Regions from separate parts of the Homo sapiens genome. Here region 2 is linked to region 1. Evidence: chromatin loops called from intact Hi-C (ENCODE). Cell type or tissue: CD14-positive monocyte. All regions are shown on one strand. Links, peaks and the distances in the headings refer to the core of each region. The heading gives the core; the rest is flanking DNA. Region 1 overlaps LINC01599 (long intergenic non-protein coding RNA 1599). Region 2 overlaps LINC01588 (long intergenic non-protein coding RNA 1588).

The links. A loop is a pair of places that touch in the nucleus more often than their neighbours do. Peaks named below come from ENCODE experiments on the same cell type or tissue, not always from the same donor. Only the 100,000 strongest peaks of a DNase experiment are listed, where the experiment ranks them.
Region 2: it touches region 1 in a loop (1.9-fold over the local background); 16 of 110 quality-filtered maps call a loop at or near these places.

What each region holds. Positions count from the first base shown.
Region 1 is chr14:50,033,286-50,044,985 of GRCh38, reverse strand. LINC01599 (long intergenic non-protein coding RNA 1599) reads left to right here. Exons shown (of 9, transcript NR_131171.1): 5 at 5,517-5,594; 6 at 5,729-5,971. Among named protein-coding and RNA genes, the nearest start is that of LINC01588, 32 kb to the right of the region's middle. RefSeq lists an enhancer at 6,332-6,381 and silencers at 6,241-6,535, 6,972-7,061. In CD14-positive monocyte, for the core only: a CTCF peak has its summit at 6,562; a DNase peak (open chromatin) is centred at 6,125; H3K4me3 peaks cover 999 bases; H3K27ac peaks cover 2,116 bases.
Region 2 is chr14:49,976,123-49,987,822 of GRCh38, reverse strand. It overlaps LINC01588 (long intergenic non-protein coding RNA 1588), which reads left to right. Exons shown (of 4, transcript NR_126498.1): 4 at 5,519-6,154. LOC105370485 (a long non-coding RNA gene) reads right to left here. Exons shown (of 4, transcript XR_007064159.1): 2 at 2,472-2,593; 3 at 1-994. Among named protein-coding and RNA genes, the nearest start is that of MIR6076, 16 kb to the right of the region's middle. RefSeq lists enhancers at 10,030-10,079, 10,100-10,229. In CD14-positive monocyte, for the core only: no CTCF peak of the experiment used is centred there; a DNase peak (open chromatin) is centred at 5,232; H3K4me3 peaks cover 768 bases; H3K27ac peaks cover 610 bases.

The DNA.
Region 1 (11,700 bases), core at 5,134-7,633:
AACAAGGGGCCCTGCATTTTCATTTTTCAGTGGGTCCTACAATGTATGTAGCTGATCTTACTGCTACACTACTGTGTGCATGGGAAGGTTTCGAGAAACCCATAAAACACAGTGCCCGTAGAGACAAAGACACACAGGAACCATTTTAACAAAGGCAGGTAGTCTGTGCTGGTTGAAACCCATAAGGAAACAGGGGAAAGTTCATTCATTCACTTATTCACTGAAAACTTTGTTAAGAGGGAGGAAGGGAGGTCCTGCTAGTGCCAGGAGCAGGGAGGGAGAAATAAATGACTGTCATGGTCCTCAAGAAGCTCCTACTCTGTGGAATAAGAGAAATGTACACAGGAACAATGCAGCAGAGTAAGAGCTGGGATGAAAATAAACACCTTCCTTCCATTTCTTCATGTTAGGGGTACATGGTTTGTCGAAAAGACATCAAGTTAAATTAAGGTAGTTCTGTCCTACTACACAGAAAACTTACACATGGTTTCTTTGAATATATGGTTTCCTCACAGAACACCAAAGAACCTTCCTCAACAGGAAACCTCAGTGGCTTGTTCCCTCTGTGTGAGGATGTGTTGAAAAGAACAAGGAGTCGATTTGGCAGGAAAAAAAAATGCATTTACTACTGAATGTTGGCATGATCCTGTGGTTGGAAGGTCAAAACAGAAACTGGCAGTGCTACTTTTTATTAAAAGTCCACTTGGGGACATCACATGAGACTCTTTGATCTTATAGGTCAGGACACTGAGGCTTTAGGACTCCTGAGGTTATTTGGTAGTGAGGCTGCTGGGTTTCTGAATAAAGACCTATGATTAGAGTATGATTTCCTGCCCTGCTTTCTGCGCTGTAGGCGTAGTCTGCCTCACTCAGCCAATCTCAAGGGAGGGAGGACCTGTGGCTGCAGTTTCCCAAATTATCCAAATTAGGACTCAAAAGAAGAGAGTTCTGAGGCCCAGCAACTCTGAGAAAATCCTGAAAAACATTGTGATAAAAAGGTACATCTTTCCTTAAAGCCAGAGCACTATGTCAGAACTGAGCCCTGAAGCTAAGTGAATGAAGGGCTTGAGAGTTGCTCTCAGTGGTGAAGATAAAATAGGTATTTAACCTTACTAATGGTGGCATTTTAGCCCAGAAGAGTGGAAGGGACCTGTGGTTCCTTTGCACTCATTACACTTAACACTTTGAGAGCGAGTAAGGCCAGCCCTAAAGTTCAAAGGAGACCCATCCATTTCCAACAGGCTACTTAAAAAAAAAATTCTTTTTGAGACGGAGTCTCGCTCTGTTGCCCAGGCTGGAGTGCAGTGGCGTGATCTCGGCTCACTGCAACCTCTGCCTCCCGGGTTCAAGCGATTCTTCTGCCTCGGCCTCCCAAGTAGCTAGGACTACAGGCGTGCGCCACCACTCCCAGCTAATTTTTTTTTTTTGTATTTTTAGTAGAGATGGGGTTTCACCATATTGGCCAGGCTGGTCTTGAACTCCTTACCTTGTGATCTGCCTGCCTTGGCCTCCCAAGGTGCTGGGATTACAGGCGTGAGCCACCACACCCAGCCAAAAAAATTTTTTTAACTGAGAAAAATATATGCTCATTGTAAAAAAAGCATAAAACTGCAAGAAAGAGATAATTTTTAAAAGCCACCTGTAGTCCAGAAATAATCACTGTTTTTTGGTATATTTCCAAACTTTCTTCTTTGCATGCATATACATATATAAATAGTTATGGGCTCACACCGTCCATGTTGCTTTGTTACTCTATTTCATGTAATACTAAATCATGAAAATTTTTCATGTCAATAAATACATTTAAACGATATTAAGTGCCTAAATATTCCTTTGTAGAGTTGTATTATTATTTATTTAATGAGTTGCCTATTATTGGAGATTAATGTTGTTTATAATTTTTTAAAAAAATTTTATTAGAGATGGAGTCTTGCTATGTTGACCAGGCTGGTCTCAAACTCCTGGCCTCAAGCAATCCTCTCATCTCTGCCTCCCAAAGTGCTGGGATTACAGGTGTGAGCCACCACGCCCAGTCTGTTTATAATTTTTGGTGATTATTCTTTTTTTTTTTTTGAGACGGAGTCTCGCTCTGTCACCCAGGCTGGAGTGCAGTGGCCCGATCTCGGCTCACTTCAAGCTCCGCCTCCCAGGTTCACACCATTCTCCTGCCTCAGCCTCCTGAGTAGCTGGGACTACAGGCGCCTGCCACCACACCCGGCTACTTTTTTGTATTTTTAGTAGAGACGGGGTTTCACCGTGTTAGCCAGGATGGTCTCGATCTCCTGACCTCGTGATCTGCCTGCCTCGGCCTCCCAAAGTGCTGGGATTACAGGCATGAGCCACCGAGCCTAGCCTAGGTGATTTTCTTAATTATTTCCTTAGGATATGTTCCAAAGAATTTAATTGCTAGGTCAAAGCTTATGACCTTTTAAAGGATTGTGATAGTGTGTCAGTCAGGATAGGCTAAATATTGTAACAGACATAGCCAACATCTCAGTGGCTTAACACAATAAAGATGTATTTCTCTTTTATGTCACAGTTCAACACAAGTCATTGGTTGGGAGTAGAGGGCACTCTGCATGGTCGTCTGGAACCAGGGTTTGCCTACATGATGGGTCTCCATTTGCCACCGGCCTTGGACGTCTCCACTGGATGCTCTGATTTCACCTGATAAGTAAAGGGAGAGAGACAGAGCATGGAGAATTACACAGGTAGTTTTAGGGTCAGGCCTGGCAGTGACTCACATCGCTTCCTCTGCCCACCTTCCAATTGTCCAGAACTCAGTCACATGACTGCTCCTAACTGCAAGGGAGGCTGGAAAGTGTAGTCTTCCTGAGTGTCCAGGAGGAAAACAAGAGTGTAATGGACCCAGAATAAGCATAGTCTCTGCCTCAAACATTACCAAGTGGCCAATCAGCAATGTTTTTCCAGTTATTTATTTATTTTATTTATTTTGAGACAGAGTCTAATTCTGTTGCCCAGGCTGGAGTGCAGTGGTGTGACCTCAGTTCACTGCAACCTCTGCCTCCCAGGTTCAAGCGATTCTCTAGCCTAAGCCTCCCGAGTAGCTGGGATTGCAGGTGCACTCCACCACACCCAGCTAATTTTTGTATTTTTAGTAGAGATGGGGTTTCGCCACGTTAGGCAAGCTGGTCTTGAACTCCTGGCCTCAACTGATTCCCCACCTCAGTTTTTCCAGTTTATATTCTCAACAGCAGGGTATGCGGATTCCTATTTTCCTATTCCCTCAATAATTAAGGGGATGATGCTCTTTCTGTTGTTTTTTATAGATCTGCATGGAACAATGCTGCTTCTCTGCATGACTAGAGTTTGTTTTCTCTTTGAAGATAATCTCACTAGGATCAAGACCATACCTGCTGGAGAGTCAGGACTCTGGATTTCTGATTGTTTTCAGGACAGCTACCCTCATCCTAGGCTGATCTGAGTTTCTGGGTCTTTCTCTGCCTGTTCTTTCCTCTCCCCTTCCCTTCCCTGCTGCAGAAAGTGTTTTATGTGGGTGTCAGCAACATCAGGACCTTTCAAGCCCCTTGCCCCAGTATCATCCCTGAATGCAAAACTCACTCAGAGGCCTGGGGAAGAGATTCGAACTCTGCTTTTCCTCTGCCACCTCAGGTGTGTTCCAGCTTACAAGACACTTTCACAGAAAAAAAGTTCAGGGAATGGAATTGGAAGGCAAAAATAGCTGCTCGATGCTGACTTGGCACATTTGACTTTGACCAAATCATCCAGCGCCTCGTCCTTAGTACTCTGGTTTCCACAGAATAATCCTCATGCAGTGAGTAGTGGAAGTCAGGAGGAATAAACTGCCTAGATGTCATGAAGGGAAAACAATGCACAATAGACTTGTGCAGAATCTATTCCTGTCCGTTTCCCTGTGAATCCAGATTGCTGAACACTGGCCGATGTCTGAGCTGTGGTTTCCCCCTGGATTTGAAATTTAGTTACTAGAAGACAATGCTTTTGAATGGCTTCTTGGCCATGACTTTCACAGGGCCTGCTGGCTGTTGCCTGATGATTGTCTGATAGGCCTAGCCCCTTGGCAAAGCAATGTTTCATTTGCAAAACTACGCTTGTCCGGTGCCTCCTGGGAACTGAAAGCCTGGCATCAGCAGAGGAACGCAAATTGGGCAAATCACGGATCTCCCAGGCGTGCGTTGCTTGGGGGCCATGGTACACAGCACTGCTAAAAGTCTAGGACAATCTATGTGTTTTAGGAGCAAACCAGTGCCTTGCACTTCTAAGCTGTATCCTTTGCTCCCTCCCTGAGAGGCAGCCGTGTGCTCTGGGCTTCCTAGGTAAGTGACTCACACCAACTATAAGCCTGGCTTATGACCTAGAAAAGGAAACAGGAAGTGGCTTAGAGACATAAAGAGCACAGCCCAGAAGGGGCTGCTGTGGAATTCTCCTCAGATGAGACGGAGTCCAGTGGGCAGAGGGGCAACTTAGCATCCTCTCTTTCCCCATGTTACCACGATGCTCTTGGCAGGGACCATTTGATGGGGATTCGGATGTCTTCCTGGGGTGGTGAGCAGGGGTGAGGGAGGGGGAACTGCTGCTGGGTCAGTAGCTCCTCTCCAGAGTGAGCCCATCTGTGGAATGCCATGCCCCTTCTCTATCCCATCTTTGCAAGTGGGCTTGGGTTCTTGGGATGAGTTCTTCAGGCCTTATAAATGCAAACTGTGCAGAGGTGCCTCCAACAAGAAAAACCAGTCTCTGGCAGGGCCCCTAAGGGCAGGATTCTGGAGAGGCCGCCCTGTCCTCAGTTTGGCCCTGGGACATTCTGGCCGAAAGTAGGATGGCTGCGGCAGAGGGAGGAGAGGGGCCTCCCTGTTGATGGAGGCCACCATGTAGGGCTTCACTATGCTTCCCTTTCTGGCTCTCCCAGGGAGGAAGGGTGGCTGGCAGCTGGCGGCAGGGCTTGTGAAGGCTTAGCCCTGGGCCTGGTCCTGCTTCTCTTAGAGGTGGCTGGTTGTGCAATGGCATCCTGGCTGCTCCTCTTGGAGCCCTGTGACCACAGTTCCAGGCTCCACCCCCATTTCTCACCGCCGGTGGTGAGAAATGGAATTTTTTTGTTTTGTGTTTTTATGCTGTTCCCGTAACACCCAGCACCAGTCCCCAAGGATGAGTGCTGAAGATCCATAGCCATGGCAGGGCAGGGCCTAGGTACTGAAGGAAGATCCCACTCAGAGTTCAGTTCCACCCACTGCAAAACGCCCTCCGAGGACCCTCACTAGACCAGTTCCTCCAAGTGCGGTCCGCAGGCTGCCATCAGCGGGATCACGGGGTGAGGAAGGGGCTGTTTAAAACACGGGTTCTTGGCCCCATCTGCAGACCCCCAGAATCTAACCCTCTCAGGGAGAGTCCTGGAAATCTGTGTATCTAGAAGCACTTTCTTCCCCAGGCTGGCCAGCTCAGAAATGTCTAAAAACTTTTCTCGATACCAATCCTGGTCTCATTTATTATCCTTCTCATGAAAATGATTTGCTTCCTTTCAGCCTTGTATGACCTCTGAAAATATGACCTGAAGCAGATGGATGCACTCACATAAGAAACATCACCTGTGGCCTTCATCGGTAAGCATGGATTGCTGTTTTCACTCAGGGGCTTTGAAGGAAGACACCTTTGATCATTGGGCTGCCTCTACTTTTCGCTGAGTTGTCACTATTAAATGCCCTTCCCTGGCTTTGCCTTCTCTCTTCTCCACCAGAAAATGGGCCTGCTGCTTGAAGAAGTTGGGCTCTTGGAGTTCTCTAGCACAGGGGCCATGAAAATCAATGACTTCCTTGTTTGCTGACGGAGCAGAGGTAGAATCTCTTGGTGTTTCCACGGAGAAAACACTGACCATGAAGAGCCAAGAAAGATGACATGATGAAGCCATCAGGGGAAGCACCAAACATCCTCAACTCTGCTCACCCATGGTTTTCTCCCGCCCTCCCAGAGCTCCTCCTGCGTGAGTAATGCAGTGTGTGCTGGTGCAGTGTCTCACTGAAAAAAGAAAGAAACCCTGATTTGCAGCATTGGCCAATTTCTGTAGTGTAAATACTCCCACCATAGCAGATTTCAGGTTACCAAGGGTTTCACAACTGGTTCACAAGTCTTGACTGTAATGACCAGCTCATGCAACTCCAGCATCTCATCATCTCCGCCCTGTCCCAGAAAATCCCCACATCACACCCAGGCTGAATATCACTTTCAGCTTCTCAGTCAGAAGGAGAAGTGGTTAACTATGCCAGGATGGTAATGACTAAATATCAGAATGGTGAGTGTGGAGGGTCAGGATGTCTGCCAAATTGGAGATGACTCTTCACTTCTCAATCTTGGTGTCTCATCTGGGGAAGCTGGAGGGAGACATGCACAGCTTCTCATGAACAGTCCTGGAAGCCCTTACCCCAAGGCCTCATGGGGCTCTCTCCAGGGCTTGCTCTTTGTCACTCCTTTAAAAGCCTGTCATTCATTGCCAGAGAACAGAAGACTCCATCCTAAGGCCAAGTTGAAAACGGCAGGCTTGGGAGCTGTCTAGACTCTGGGTCCTGGCTTTTGTCTTGGCTGGTGTCAAAATGGACTCTTTAAAAACTGTCCTCAGGAAGATTCCCCATCCAACTCTGAACAGCCTGGACTGATCTTTTTCTGATTTTTAGGGGTCTTGTGAACAAGAGTCAGGTGGGCGGGCAGCTCTTGTAAAGCTGAACATAACCAAATTTGTCCATAGCCTGTGACAGCAAAGATCACAAAATTCTTCCCTCCCCTTTAGGGCCTGGGAGTGACGCCGAACCAAGGGGAGGATAGTGACCTATTTTATCTCCCAAACATTGGGCAGCCAGTTGCATTTGCAGATTTAAAATCCACCCACACTACTGCAGTTTCTGTTCTCCTGCCCCCCCGAGCATACTTCTGGCTGGAGCTGGTTTTGTAAAGTGGAGTTGGCTGTGGGTGTGGGAGTCCTCCTCGGAGAGCCTGGTCTGACAGCCCCAGTCAACAGCCCTCCCATGGGCATTTGGGCTGCTCCAGTCCCGGCAGGTGCACAGCTCAGGGGAATCTGGTTTTGTCTTGGTCTCAGCCAGGGAAGTCTAGTTAAAGAAAGAAAAGGTTGGCCGGGTGCAGAGGCTCACACCTGTAATCCCAGCACTTTGGGAGGCTGAGATGGGCAGATCACGAGGTCAGGAGTTTGAGACCAGCATGGCCAACATGGTGAAACCCCGTCTCTACTAAAAATACAAAAATTAGCTGGGCGTGGTGGCAGATGCCTGTAATCCCAGCTACTTGGGAGGCTGAGGCAGGAGAATTGCTTGAAACCAGAAGGTGGAGGTTGCAGTGAGCCGAGATCGCGCCACTGCACTCCAGCCTGGGCAACAAGAACAAAACTCTGTCTCAAAAAAAAAAAAAAAAAAAAAAAGGTCTCGGTGGAAATGGCCTTGAATCTGGGGTCTCTCTCATATTCTAATCACTCAATCACTTAACAAATACTTATTGAGGGCCTACTAGGTGCCACACATTGGAAGACAGTGGAGGGTGAAGCAGAGTCTGCCCTCAGGGAGCTTACAGTTTAGATTACAGGCAAGACAGCCCTTACACACATAATTCCAGATGAGTCAATAATGACCAGGGTGCAGAGGCTTTGAAGCAGAAGCATAAGGTGCAATGGGAGCATAAAACAGGGAAGCCTAATGCAGACTGAGGGGCCTGAGGAGGGTTCCTTGAGAAAGTGAGGTTGAAGCTGAGAACCTGAGGAGTGGTTTTCACGCAGTGCAATTGAAGGTTGAAAGGGAAGATCCTCCAATGCACAAAGAATTCATGCTTCAGAAACATTCTCTTCCTGAGGATACATTTGGGAATTTAGGTAGAAATTAACTGTCTTGCCTTCATATACAGTGTAGTGGAGACCACTGTAGGTCTCCAACTTTTTGTCTTTTCTTAATAACAAGTCCCCAGTTTTTGCTAGGTACATAGCTACCCAGAGAAAAGATTATGTGGCCACCTTACTATGTTCTGGCCAATGAGATGTCAGCAGAGGTAATATGCGGGGCCTCTGAGAAGGCCCTTTCCTGCTACCTGGTACCTGGCTGGAGGCTGAAAAGCCATTAGGGACGAGACATGCTAAGGTTGGAGGGTCAGCGTATTACATGGAGCCTCCTTCCCTGATGGCCTTGGGCTGCCATACCAGCCCTGGATTGCCTAATTCCCGACTTCTTTTGTAAAAGGGAGAAATAAGGGTCAATTTTTAAAAAAGCATCTATTACTTTGACATTTTCTGTCACACACAGCCAAATATAATCCTAACTACTATACACAGCTTCTTTTCAGCTTAATGAAAAGATCATTGTTCTGCACTACACATAAATTACCTATTTTATAGAAAAGTCTGTGATTACAATAGCTATTTTCCCAGCCTCCTTCATCACCTCCTTGATCCCCTTATCCTCCCCTCGGCCCTGCACCTCCTCTCTTTCCTGACTCCCACACCAGAGCTAGGCCTGCCCTGGGCACTTTTGCCTCCAGGAATGAATGAGGCTCACAGCCCGAAGGTGCTCCAAGTCTTGGCTACCTTCCCTCAGTGGCTGCCCTGGCAAAGGTCCTGCCGCAGGGAATCACACAAAGTCCAGCAAAGCAACTGGTCTTTCCTGTCCATTCTCACCCTTCCCAAGAAAGTGTGAAGAGTTACAATACTCAGGCAGAGCTGGAAAAATCATACCCTTTTAGAGAATCCACAAGAATTATTGGAGGTGCTTTCACTGACCTGCCCTGCCTTGGGTTTTTCAAGCTACGCAGATGGGTTTTTCAAGCTACGCAGAATTTAATGGATCTGTTTCCCCAGCCTCTGGCTAACCAAATCCAAAACATCAAGAGTCAAGGGGAGAAGGTCAGCATGTTTAGTTACAAACCTTTGGGGCTGTCTGGGGTGATTGCAGGCCTCAGCATGCTGGCTTTGGGTGCGGTGAGGCTGGGGATGCATAGAATTCTGTCCCCTCTGCCCCTGCCTCAAAAAAAAAGTTGAAGGCTTAAACCCCAGTACCTCAGACTATGGCCTTATTTGGAGATAGTCTTTACAGAGGTAATCAAGTTAAAATGTGGTCATTAAGGTCAGCCCTAATCTAATATAACTCCTGTCCTTATGAAAAGGGGAAATTTGGCCGGGTGCGGTGGCGGCTCATGTCTGTAATCCCAGGACTTTGGGAGGCCAAGGGGGCGGATCACAAGGTCAGGAGTTTGAGACCAGCCTGTCCAATATGGTGAAACCCCATTTCTACTAAAAATACAAAAATTAGCCAGGTGTAGGGGCACGCGTCTGTAGTCCCAGCTACTTGGGAGGCTGAGGCAGAAGAACCCGGGAGGCAGAGGTTGCAGTGAGCCGAGATTGAGCCACTGCATTCCAGCCTGGGTGACAGAGTGAGACTCCTTCTCAAAAAAAAAAAAAAAAAAAAAAAGAAAAAAAGAAAAAAAAGAAAAGGTGGGGACAGACACACCCACAGTGAGAACAGCATGTGAGATACAGGCAGAGGTCAGGGTGGTGCTTCAACAAGCCAAGGAATACCAGAGATTGCCAGCAAACCACCAGAAGCATGGGAAAGGCATCCAACAGATTCTCCCTCTCAGCCCTCAGGGGAGCCAGCCCTGCCAACACCTTGATCTTGCACCTCTAGCTTCTAGAACTCTGAGAAGACAAATTTCTGTTGGTTATGTCACCTAGTTTGTGATAACTTGTCGGGGTAGCCCTAGCAAACTCAGGCAAGATCCTTCAAGTACCAAAGAACAGAGGAGTTTGGTGACAGCCACTGGAGTCAAGCGATTTCCCTGTAGCCTCACATCGGGACATGAAGATGTGGGGAGCAGCTAGCCTCCCCTATATTTCTGTAGCTGATGGAAAGTGAAAAAAAAAACCACCAACATCCTCGTGGCCTTGAAACGCTGCATCCCTTCAAGCATCGGATGGTTCCCTTTCAGAAAGGCTGTTATTTGCACCAGTAGCAACTATATAAGTAGTGCTTGCTAATTTGCCAGAAACTATTTGAAGTGCTTTAATATTCTAATTCCTTTTGTTGTTGTGACAGATGAGGAAACTGAGGCACAGAGAGGCTAAGCAACTTAAGGTTAGCAGCTAATACATAGAGAAGGTGAGATTTGGGGGTTTTTGTTTGTTTATTTGTGTAGAGCTGGGGTCTCGCTATGTTGCCCAGGCTGATCTTGAACTCCTGGCCTCAAGCAATCTTCCCACTTCAGCCTCCCAAAGTGCTGAAATTGCAGGAGTGAGCCACTGCACCCAGCTGAAAAGGTGGGGTTTGAACCCAAACAGACTCCCTCCAGAGTCCATACATTTAACCACGACATCTTTAAGTGCATGAACTGGAGTCCATGCGATCCTGTGTTGGACACAGTAGTTCCTGATTGAGATTGCTGTGCTGAGTGAAAGCCATTCCCAAGCCATGTTGTTTGCCACAGTGTGTGTGTGTGTGTGTGTGTGTGTGTGTGTGTGTGTGTTTTAACCTCTTTTGTCTATCACTGGTGGCTGGTGGCTGCCCCAGTCAGGGCTACCTTGAAACAGCAGAAACCCCAAAGCAGCAGGTTCCCCTCTCTTCTCATGCTCATTTTCTGGAACTCTTACCTGGCCTGGCTGGGCCAGAAGTCTCCCTTGGATATTCCTCTCAGTAGAGGAGTTCAAGGAGTCCTCTCTCCACCTGGAGGCAACCAGGGTATCCTGACAGAGACCAAATCTTTCAGAAAGGCCTTTTCTGCTCACTTCCTGGGGGTCATGTTAAACAAGACTACTTCCCAGAAAGCACAACTGACGCTGACTGGCAAGGACTGTCTGAATATCTATCATCTATCTATCTATCTATCTATCTATCTATCTATCTATCTATCATCTATCATCTACCTATCTATCTATCATCTATCCATCCATCCATTTAATCTTTTTTTTTTCCTTTTCCTGGCAGAAAAATCTAAATGTCTAAATGGGTAGGCATCTTTCAACTTATGAACAGTCTGCAAACCCCAACTAAACTTTCTTTGTTGAATGATTCTTGCATGTGCACAAATGCACACGTGAAAAAACTTTGTATGTGATCTCTCCCGCCTGGGTTCCCCCACCTCATCCACTGCTTGATTTCTGCTTGTGGAATTGGAAGTCCACAGGGATGGGGGAAGAAGGTCAAAGGACACCCACAGGCTCTGCAAAAGCCAGCCACTGGGCCAAGCTGCCACCATCCGGCTCCTCCCACTGCCTACTTTACCTGTCTCACCTCACAAGGGGCTGAGCTAAGGTTGCTTTGAGCATATAGGGCTTTTTTTTTTTTTTTTTTGAGACAGAGTCTCACTCTGTCTCCCAGGCTGGAGTGCAGTGGCACATTCACAGCTCATGGCAGCCTTACCCCCAGGCTCAAGTGATCCTCTCACCCAAGCTTCCTGAGTAGCTAGGACCACAGATGTGCACCATTGCACCTGGCTAACTTTTAAAACTTTTTGTAGAGATGGGGTCTCACTATGTAGCCCAGGCTAGTTTCAAACTCCTGGGTTCAAGCAGTCATTCTGCCTTGGCCTCCCAAAGTGCTGGGATTACACATGTGGACCACCATGCCCAGCCTACATGGGGCATTTTGTTAAGCAGAAATGAAGACTCAGTTGCTACTAAGCATCTGTGCCACTTGTACTGTGACGGTTCTTCATTTTTACTATTTATTCCTT
Region 2 (11,700 bases), core at 4,039-6,538, 56 kb after region 1:
ACAAAAATTAACCAGGCATGGTGGCGTACATCTATAATGCCAGCTACTCAGAAGGCTGAGGCAGTAGAATTACTTGAACCTGGGAGATGGAGGTTGCAGTGAGCCGAGATTGTGCCACTGCACTGCAGCCTGGGCAACAGAGCGAGATTCCGTCTCAAAAAAAAAAAAAAAAGATGTGTGTGTGTGTGTGTGTGTGTGTGTGTGTGTGTTTGTAGATTCTTTTAGTCACACAAAGTCTATGCTGATTTGGTTAAATGTTAATCTAATGGTGATGGGCTAAATAGCATTTGTTAACTATTAGCACACTGGCCTCAGGAACATGTGGGTAAAATGTAACTACGTTATCTTCGTTCAAATTCCTTTTCTGTGACCGACTGGTTCAAATTCCTTTTTAGTGACCGACTGTTGTCTCAATGAACCTTTGCCGGGTTTTTGTTTTTTTCTTGGTTAGAGCAGAGAGTAAAATAAGTACAACCAGACTTTCTCATATGGAGATAAATTGATGCCAAATTAGGTCTGCAGAGGCCTCATTTTGGCTTCTCTGGTCACTGTGCAGACACATTTTCATGCACATTGAAGATAGTCCATTAGTTCTTGGCAAGGAGAATTAAGTTTTCAAAGCTGCTGTCTCTAACAAGCCTCCCCTTTCTTATGCACAAAACCTCACTGGAGGTGAGAGGCTCTTCCCCATTTATGGAGGAGAGGGGCAAGCTCCATCTGCAGTTGCCCCACTGTAGCCCTGACGATCATCATTCCCATGAGGCCTCTGGACTCTGATTTGGATCAATCATTGAGCTCCAGCATACAATCCAGATTAAAATCTCTCCTTCGCAGGAGGAAAGCATTTTTAACCTCAAAATTATATAGAGAGGGCTTCAAAAAGTAATTTGCAAACTTCTTTGCCTCTGGAGAGGGTACGTCCATTCTCATCTGAAATTTTCCCTCAGTGCCTTCTGTTTTGCATTGACTGAGCTTCTGAGCTCTCGCGATGCAGCTGAAAAGGAAACAAAGAAGTTTTGCTCCTATCTGTTTCAGTGAAAATGTAAGCCAGAATGTTGTGGGTTGAGTCAGATTCTCAATGGGATCTTTAGATGGGGTTCCTGGGAGGAAAATCCTGTAGATTTATTCTGGAGTACCTAGCCGCTACCAAGCCAGGACTCCTTGACCTAAATGTGCTCTCTGAGCAGAGCCTCCTTCACGTAGAGAAGTGAACATTGTAGTGAATGAAGGGTGTTGAAGTGCTAAGGATCAATATTCACTAGCAACCAGAATTTTGGAACATGGTTACCATGGTAACATTGTCAGCCCCAAATGACTGTCATGAGGTGAAAAAAAATTATCTTAAAATAAATGAAACCAGAAAAAGTATATTTATATACCTCTTACCAAACACCTATCTGTTCACAAAGTAGAACATGTTCTTTAAGCTATAGATACTCAAAGACTGGGGGAAATTCATGACACAGAGTTTTTCTTGAATTAAGAGAATTTTTAATAATTTTCACCCCCAAAATATGGTCTGTAAAAATAACTGATATGAATTTTTTAAAAGTGAAAATAGTTCTAAGGAATTATGGGCTTGTACACTTAGACATTATGCAGCCATGACGTTAAAATTCTGCACGAAACTACCAATCGCTCATTTGAAATTGGTAAAACAATACTTGATTCGGACTAAAAGCTCACATTTTCTTATGTCTAAGTTGTACAGATTATTTCTATAAGGCTCAGTAAATAAGGTGCCATAATATTCATTGTACCATGAGAAAAAGATGTTGGCCACACATTAGATAAAAACCCTTGGGCAGGGTTTTTGCCTTGCTCTCCTGAAACTCCATCCTTTGCTTGTCCCTCCTTACTAACAGAACCACAGTTTTATTTAGAGCAGCAATGTGCCCGAGCAAAAATACTCCATTTCATAACCTCCCTTGCAGTGAGAGGTGGCCATATGCTATAGTCCCAGCCAGTAATACATAGACAAAAATCCCTGAGAAGGATATTGTTGGGAGACATTTCTCCATGCTCACACATTTCTATATATATATAGAAATATATATATGTGTAATTAATTTATATATATATATATATTTGCTGACCAAGTGTTCATGAAAGGTCTCTCTTTTCAAATGTGTTGGTTGCACTCAAAGAAAGGTAACATTTAACAGAAAATATTTCAATACACCAGGTCTGTCACTTGACTATAATAATTGTCTTAAGAAAAGACCACAGCTCAACCTCAAGGAAATAACTTCTCTTCTCATTTTTGTTCTATTGACTACAAAACACTACATAACTTAACAATGAAATTAAAAGGGGCCGGGCACGGTGGCTCACGCCTGTAACCCCAGCACTTTGGGAGGCTGAGGCAGGTGGATCATTTGAGGTCAGGAGTTCGAGACGAGCCGGCCAACATGGTGAAACCCTGTCTCTACTAAATATACAAAATATTAGCCGGGCATAATGGCACACACCTGTAATCCCAGCTACCCGGGAGGCTGAGGCAGGAGAATCGCTTGAACCCAGGAGGTGGAGGTTGCAGTGAGCCAAGATCATGCCACTGCACTCCAGCCTGGGTGACAGAGTGAGATTCTGTCTAAAAATAAAAAAGAAAGAAAAGAAATTAAAAGAACTGACTCATCTTCGGAGGCTGTTTCAATAGGATACCAGAAGTAATGACAATTGTCATCACAGATTAAAAATTTTTGAATGCCTTATACACCATTTTTAGAACATTGGATAAACTGAAATGTGTATCTAGAAGAAAAATTAACTAATACATAAAATGAGAATATAAGAGGTCAGTTTAGATCTTCACATCAAAAATAAGATAGAAAAGAAGATAGTGTGCAAAATAAGATAAATTATAAACATCCTTAGTATATCTTCAGTACATGCTGATTCCTAGTTTTTGTTGAAAAACCTAAACTATGTGAATTAGCTGTAATATGTGTCCTCAGTATGATTTCTGCCTACAAGTCTATCAAAACCACAATGAGATATCATTTCACATCCAATAGGTTGTCTGTTATTTTTTTTTTTAAGAAAAATAACAAGTGTGAGTGAGGATGTAGAAGTATCGGAATACTTGTGCATTGATGGTGGGAATGTGAAATGGTGCAGACGCTATGGAAAACAGTCTGTGGCTTCTCAGAACATAAACATAAAGTTACCATATGATTCAGCAATTCCACTCCTAAGTGTATACTCAAAAGAATTGAAAATAGGGACTCAAACAGATACTTGTACATTGGTGTTCATAGCAGAATTATTCACAATAGCCAAAGATGGAAACAATCTATCCACCAACAGATGAGTGGACACACAAAATGCAGCATGTACATACAATGGGATATGATTCAACCATAAAAAGGAATAAAATTCTGATACATGCTACAACATAAATAAACCTTGAAAAACTTCAGCTGAGTGAAATAAGTGTGGTACTTGGATACTAAATAGGTCTGAAAAAAAAAAAAAAGCCCGGGCGTGATGGCTCACACCTGTAATCCCAACACTTTGGGAGGCCGAGGCAGGCGGATCACGAGGTCCAGGAATCAAGACCATCCTGGCTAACACAGTGAAACCCCGTATCTACTAAAAATGCAAAAAATTAGCCAAGTGTGGTGGCATGTGCCTGTAATCCCAGCTACGCAGGAGGCTGAGGTAGGAGAATTGCTTGAACCTGGGAGGCGGAGGTTGCAGTGAGCCGAGATTGCACCATTGCACTCCAGCCTGGGCGACTGAGTGAGACTCCATCAAAAGAAGGAAAGAAAGAGAGAAAGAGAGGAAAGAAGGAAGGAAGGGAGGGAGGGAGGGAGGAAGGGAAGGAGCGAGCCAGGTACAAAAGGACAAATATTGTGTGATTCAATTTATGTGAGGTATCTAGAGCAGGCAAATTCATAGAGGCAGAAAGTAGAATGGTGGTTACCAGGAGATAAGGCATGAGAGAATAGGGAATTATTGCTTATTGGGTACAGAGTTTCTGTTTGGGATGATGCAAAAATCCTGGAAATAGATAATGGTGACAGTTGGGCAATATTAAGTGAATTGTGAATGTACTTAAGGCCACTGAATTGTACACTTAAAAATGGCTGGTCAGGCACGGTGGCTCATGCCTGTAATCCCAGCACTTTGGGAGGCCGAGGTGGGCAGACCACGGGGACAGGAATTCGAGACCAGCCTAGCCAATATGGTGAAACCCTGTCTCTATTAAAAATACAAAAATTAGCTGGATGTGGTGGCAGGTGCCTGTAGTCCCAGCTGCTCAGGAGGCTGAGGCAGTAGAATATCTTGAACCCAGGAAGCAGGGGTTGCAGTGAGCCAAGGTCGTGCCACTGCACTCCAGCCTGGGCAACAGAGCAAGACTTCGTCTCCAAAAAAAAAAAAAAAAAAAAGTTAAAATGGGCCGGATGCAGTGGCAGTGGCCACACCTATAAACCCAGCACTTTGGGAGGCTGAGGCGGGCAGATCACCTGAGGTTGGGAGTTCAAGACCAGCCTGGCCAACATGGCGAAACCCCATCTCTACTAAAAATACAAAAATTAGCTGGGCGTGGTGGCCATGCCTATAATCCCAGCTACTTGGAAGCCTGAGGCACGAGAATCTCTTGAACCCCGGGAGACAGAGGTTGCAGTGAGCCGAGATCATGCCACTGCACTCCAGCCTGGGCAACAGAGTAAGACTCTGTCTCAAAAAAAAAAAAAAAAAAAAAAAAAAGCTAAAATGGTAACTTATATTACATATGTTTTACAACAATTTTTAAAAATCTATGAAACAAATGAAACCAAAAAAGTGGGTTTTGTTTGTTTGTGTTAGGAAGAAAAAATAGAACAGTTTGTAAATTTTGTTTGTGGGTTTTGTTTTGTCTTTGCTTTCTTTAATCCCAACCTGCCCATGCCGTGTAGCGGGGTGACTAAGACCCCCCCATGAAATTACAGAAGGCTTTCGGGCTGCGGGTTTGGGTGGCTTTGTGCCTCAGGAGATCCTACGTCATTTAGAAAGATTTCTACTTTGGCAATTTTGTTCCAATTCTTCAACTCTCAGGAATGTGTAGCATGGAAGCTTCCCCCCACTGCCCCCCAAGCCTATGTTGGGTCAGAATTTGTTTGTGAAAATATTATTTTAGGATTCCTTCCACTTCTGTCATCTGCTTATTTTCCTTCCTGCATATTTCATAACGTAGCAGAGCGATTTCTGATTCAGCAGTTAAAATAGTCTGTGCATTCGTTATCACTTCCTTGTGACCCACTTTATGCACAATTACTCATTTCGTCATTGAAAGTTTAGATTTCAAAAAAAAAAAATTCTGGGACTAAAGTATGTGTCTACGGAGAAAAGGAGGGGAAGAGATATTGACTGAATATCTATTCTAGCACTCAAAGGAACCCCAAGGGTGGGCACTGTGGATCAACCCTGAGGTTTCCCATCTCACCGCTCTTCTCTCAAATTATATCCTCTTCAGTTGTTCCACACTCTTAACCCCACCTTTACACTCTCCTTACTCTCATTTTCTTCCTAGGAAATACCTCTGTACACTCACCAGACACTGGCTGCTGGTTGTCACGGTGCTAAGAGCTGTGGGAAACATGAAGAGCAATGAGACCAGGTCCCTGCTCTGAGGAGACGTGTGCCAGCGAAGTTTCTCTCCCACGTGAGTGTGCTACAAGAAAATCTGAACCCGAGAATCTGATTCAGTAGGTCTGCACTTTCTCCACTTTGCCAGATAATTCTGATTGAGACCGTCAAGGCTGTGACTAGTGGGGAGGCAGTAGAGTATTTTCTGTGCTAGACTGAGGCAGCCCTGAAGCACTGCGCAAGCACATGGAAAAGAGAAACGAGATTGGGCCGGGCACGGTGGCTCATGCCTGGAATCTTTGGGAGGCCACGGATCACTTGAGGACAGGGGTTTGAGACCAGCTTGGCCAACATGGTGAAACCTTGTCCCTACTAAAAATACAAAAATTAGCAGGGAGTGGTGGTGCACACCTGTAATCCCAGCTACTCTGGAGGCTGAGGCAAAAGAATCGCTTGAACCCGGGAGGTGGAGGTTGCAGTGAGCTGAGATTGGACCACTGCCCTCCAGCCTGGGTGATAGAGTGAGACTCCATCTCTAAATAAATAAATACAAATAAAAGAAAGACAAGATTGGTCTAACAGATGATGGAAGGCTTCATGGAAGGGGAAATTAAGCAGATGGGAGGCCCAGCAGGCACTGTACCTGCTGCTGCTCAGCACTGGATGTGAGGGCAAGACTTTGAGTCACATTCCTCCCCATACCCCAGGGCCTTTAGAGCATATGTAGAGGACAGGAAACTTGGGACAAGGGGGTACACTCACTTCTGAGACGGTCCAGATGGATGATACCTTATCCTGGGGTACCTGCTGCACAGAGTTCCAGTTCCAGACTAACCTGCTAGCAGAGGTCCCTGCTAAGGTCCCTGGAGAAGGTCCTTAACTTCTCCAGTCTCAGGTGAGAGATGATGTTATCTGCTTGGTAGAGTTGGTGTAAGAATTAAATGAGCCAATGTGTGTAAGACCCTTGGTACACAATCAACCTTCAGTACATGATGGCTAAGGTTGTTTTTATTAATCTATATTTCTCCTTAGGATAGATTCCTAGAAGTGGGGCTACTGGAACAAGGAATGTAAGTGTTACTAAATGGTACATACAGAAATTGTGTGCAGTTTTCTTTTAAGTTTATAAAATTGTCTCAATTTGACTGCTAGAGATAAGGAAGTTCATTTATATCTATGACACTAGGTGCTTGGGAGGATATATACAAGGTATTAGCAGTGGTCATCTCTGAATGGAAGGAACAATGGGTGTTCTCTATGTTCTTTTTGCTGAATTGATAGATGGTGGCCACTATCTTCTTCCTCTTCCCTTTCCCCTTCGTCATCCTCCTTCTCTTCTTCCTTCTCCTCCTCTTCCTCTTCCTTGGCCTCCTTCTTATTCTATTCCTCTTCCATCACGCACACCACACACACACGCGTGCACGCACACACACACACACCCCAGCTTGTTTCAGTGCCTGGAATTCTCTTGAAATTAACATTCCCTGCCCCAGGAGACCCCTACTAAAATGCAAATATGTTAGCTAGAAAATGCAACTCCCAGACTCCCATAACACCCTCCTTCCCCAGCTTATTGATCCCATTGGCTGGCTATTAACACCTGGCTCAGAATAAGGACAGAAGGAGGGCCTTGGGCAGGGTTACCATCCCAGAAGGGCAATCCCAGAGTAAGCATGGTGGCCATGGGGACATCATAGGGGTGGTTATCAGAGCTAGAAGGTACATCAAGAAACATCAGATGCTCAAGATAAGGCAACCAAAACAAAGCAGTGAGCAGGTTTCCAGAGGAGTCCTGGGAAGGGAATGGCTGCCCTGCTATCTGAGTTGGCTCATGTTCAAGGGCTGGAGGCAGAGGAATGAACCAATGAAAGCCCAGTTATCAGGTGGAATGGTACATCATGAGAATGCAGATTGCCTCTTTGTACACAGCTGTTCTTTTTGGTATAAATTTTATACCAGAAGGCTACAGTTTATACTAGTAAGTTCCAAAGTGCTGGTAAGTAAATCACCCTGAAAGCAACTGGAAAATCTCAGAGTAGATGCTATGACAGTTTGGAGTAATTCCTTAAAGTGCTTTCTATATGAAAACTTTCCTTTCTTGATTAACTTATTACATAGCTGTATTAACCTTGACTACAGAGTTATTTTTAGGCAAACCAAACCCTCTATCATTCCCATGGATACATTTTCATTCCATAATTGAAATATATTTCAATTCTGGAGAAATGCTTTGAGAGATTGATATTTCTGAAACAACATTGTTGCTTTGGCTTTTCCCAAATTCCCTTAATTCCAAATTAGGGCAGGAAACCTCCCCCTTTTTTTGTCCTAGAGCTCAGAGCAGCCTCTCTCTAATTCAGATTCTAAACTTCACATGAGAATCCAAATTTTAAGAAAAAGAGAGATTTCCAGTTCAAGGAGACAGGGTCTGGGTGGAAGAGAGGATAGAGGATACCCAAGTTGTCAACAAAGACTAACGCTGTCTTGCATTTATTACAACAACAATAACACCAAAAAGGAGGTGAGGACCCATGCAAATGGGCTGGCCAGGCTGCAATCCCCCTCACCTCCACATCCTCCAACTTCACTACCAACCAAAACTGCTCTGAGCAGCCTCTGCATGTTCCTGTTATTGGCAAAAAACCCATCCTGCAAAAAGGAAAGCATTATATCCCTTCTTCAAAAGAGGGGAGAGAAACACCAATAAAGTGCCAGCTACTCAGGGCTGAGAGGTTTCCACAGAGCCCAGTGTTCAGAAGTTCAAGTCTAAGACACTGTGGCAGGGTCACAAGAATGTGCATTACCTAAACCGTGTCTGGAGAACAAGCGGAACAAGGCCATCAGCTCTGAAAGGCCTGGGGCTAGCAGGGGGCTGAGCACCCAGCGGCTGAGGAAGCGGACAGATGCCAAGGCACCCAAGGGGTCTCCAGGCTGCACCTCAGCAGCTCCTATCGTTTCATGCTCCTATGGTGGGTGGTGGGGGATGGTGGGCGGTCTCTCTGCCCCTTTTAGTGTTTCTGGAGAGAAAGGAAAGCAAGCCCACAGGCAGGCAAACCTTGACAGCAAATAGAGAAGAGAATGCACAAGGGCAGGGAGGGAGGAGCCCAGGGAATGCATTGCTCCCCACAGAGGCAGGCCAGAGGGAGTGATGGTGGGTGGTAGTTCTTCTGCTTACCAAAGTTGGAGCTCCAGAGAGGATGGCAAAGGGGTGTCTGAAGAGCTGGAATGGCTGTAGGCTCCCCTTGCTCAGGCCAAGGGGGTGCTGTGCCCCAGACTTCCCTGAATCTTCATTTCTGGCCCCCTACTTGCTCTCTCTTGGAGCACCTCACCCACTTCTAGAAATTCAATTTGCATCAGTGCTGGGGTCTCCAAGATCTCTTCCCTGGAGTTCAGACCCATGCATCCACCCTCCGTCCAGGCATCTCTACCAGCATGTCCCACAGATACCTCCAAACCAACCTGTCCTAAATGACCTCTTCATGTCTGCACCAAAATACACCCTCCACTTGGGTGTATTCTCTTACCTTAGTCAATTGGAGGTAGGGGACTCATCCGTCCAGTCAACCACAAACCTTGCCCACACCACCCCACATTTTATTCATCACTAAGTCCACCAATTTGACTTTCTAAGCCACCCCAACCACCTCTGGGGAGATCAGGCCACTGTCCCCTCTCACTGCATTGGTGTGGCAGCCCCCTCACTGCCTCCCTTGACTCTATCTTGTCCTCCTCAAGTCCAGCCAGGTTGATTTTTCTAACAAGTAGGTCTGAGTCCTGTTTCAAGCTTCTTTCTATATCCCCACTCCCATACAATCTGTTCAAGACCTAAACTTGGCATTGGGGCTCACAGATCTATTCAGAAGTGTAGCCTTTTAAAAAGTTACATTATGAACTACTTAAAACTCACAAAAAGGCATACAGAATATAACAACACACATGTACCCATTCCCTAACTTTATAAATAAAGCCTTAGCAAGACAGTTGAAGCTCCCTGTGGACTCCCCCACCCCCTCCTCTCCCATAGAGGTAACTGCAGTCCTGAATTTGTCATTACTCCTATTCTTTCTTTGTAATTGTATGTAACATGGCTTCTTTATTTCATTATAATGTATCTATTCTTCCTTATGAGCCTCTCTTGCTGCATAAATTTTCCTGCAGTCCACGAAATGCTATGAAGAGAGTAAAAGCAGCCATCACTTCAGGTGCATTCCCAGTCTCTCAAGGCATTGCATCTTCCTCTTGCTGTGCTCCAAGATGTTGGCAGGGTAATTCCTTCATTAGGATGGGTATTGTCTTTTGTCACCTTATGGGAGACAAAAGGCAGCACCGGAGTCCGCCAGTGCACTGGAGTCCGCCATGAGGCACTGGAGTCCTTACTATGTTCTCTAGATCCTCACTAATCTCTGCTGCAGGGTGGCTGGGAACTTCTTGTCTGATCTCTCAGCTTTGCCAGGGTTCAGTGATCTCCCCAGGTAGACTCAGCCATAGCTCAGCTTCCCTTGGCCCTGGCTCTGAAGGGTTTCTGCCAATCTCCCATCCAGCATCTGGCCTGAGAGGTCCGCCCATTCTTTACTATGGGCTTGCCTTCCCTTCACCACTGAGGGCCCCAGGTAGCCTCTCTAACTCTTATCTCAACCATCTCTCATGACATATGGGAGCCTCTGAGTCCAGTCCATGCCATATGAAAACTGGAGGGGGTTCAGCAGAGAAGCCACACCGCAGCCCTACCTCTGCCTAATCACACTACTCTGTTTTACTCTGATGAGTCAGGGCAGCCTGAGAGGACTTCTCCTTTCAGATTCGACATATGAAGCAAGGTAAATGCCCTAGGTCTGGTGTTCATGTCAACCTACCTGAAGCAGAAAAGAGCGTCCTTCATCTGCGCCCTTATAAAATCTGCAGTAGATAGTCTCCAAAGATGGCCACTGTTGATTCATCTCTCCCTATGTGTGCATATTGTTCCTCCTTTAGAGAAATAGAAGCCATTTCCTCTCCCTTGACTCAGGGCAGGCTTTGTGACTTGCTTTGATCAACAGAGTGCAGTGGAAGTGCTGTTCTGATAGCTCTGAGCCCAGACCTTAAATGCACTGGTAACTTCCTCTTCCTTTTAATTGGAGCCATCTACCATGTAAGAAGTCCAACTACCCTGAGATCACCATGCTATGAAGAAGCCCAAGCTATTCATATGTAGAGGCTATATGAAAAGAGACAGAGAGAGAGAGATGCCAGCCAGCCAGCTATTTCAGTTATCCCAGCTGGAGGCATCAAACATGGGAATGAAGAAGTTTTCTTGGGTATTCCAACCCCAACAGATACTCCATGAACAGAAGAACCACTCAGCTGAGTTCAGCTCAGATTACAGAACTATGAGAAATGGTAAAATATAGTTCTAAGCCACTAAGTTTTGGAAGTGGCTTATTATTCAGCAATAATTAAATGAAACAACTCTCCAGCTGTGTTTCTCACCAATGCCTACTTTATAATTTATGCTCCAGCAACTCAGACCAGCTTGTGGCCCTCTGTGTATGCCATGCTGTTTCTCACTTCCATCCTTTATTTCAAGCTATAATCTCTTTTTTTGACCTCTCTTCTTTGCCTGGCTAACTTTTATTCTGCTCTTGTCTTGTTTCCTTTTTTTTTTCTACTAGGCACCCATGATACCCTATGCAAATCACCACCATTATACTAAATATGTTATATTATAATTGTTTCTTTATGCAGTGGACTCCCAAACTAGGCTGTAAACACCTTAAGCGTAGGAATCATGTCTTACCCAGCTTTGAGACATCGCTTTATATGGAAATGCAAGCAAGTCCCTTAAACTCTTTCAGCTCAGTTTCCCTGTATCACTTAGGGATTGCATTCAGTTGTCTGCAACAGAAACCCAGCCTCACCAGGTTAACCAAACAATGGCTTATTTCTTTCACATAACAAGTCTTGAAGGTAGGCCTTCCAGGGAGGAATAGTGGCTTTACAATGTCAGCAATATCCCAGGTTCCTTCCACCTTCCTGCTCCTCCACCCTCAGAATGTGGATTTCCTCCTCATAGCTTCCTCAAGGTCACAGCATGGCTACTCTGCCACAAGCCTCACACCCACATTCCAGAAAGGGAGAAGGAAGGAACAA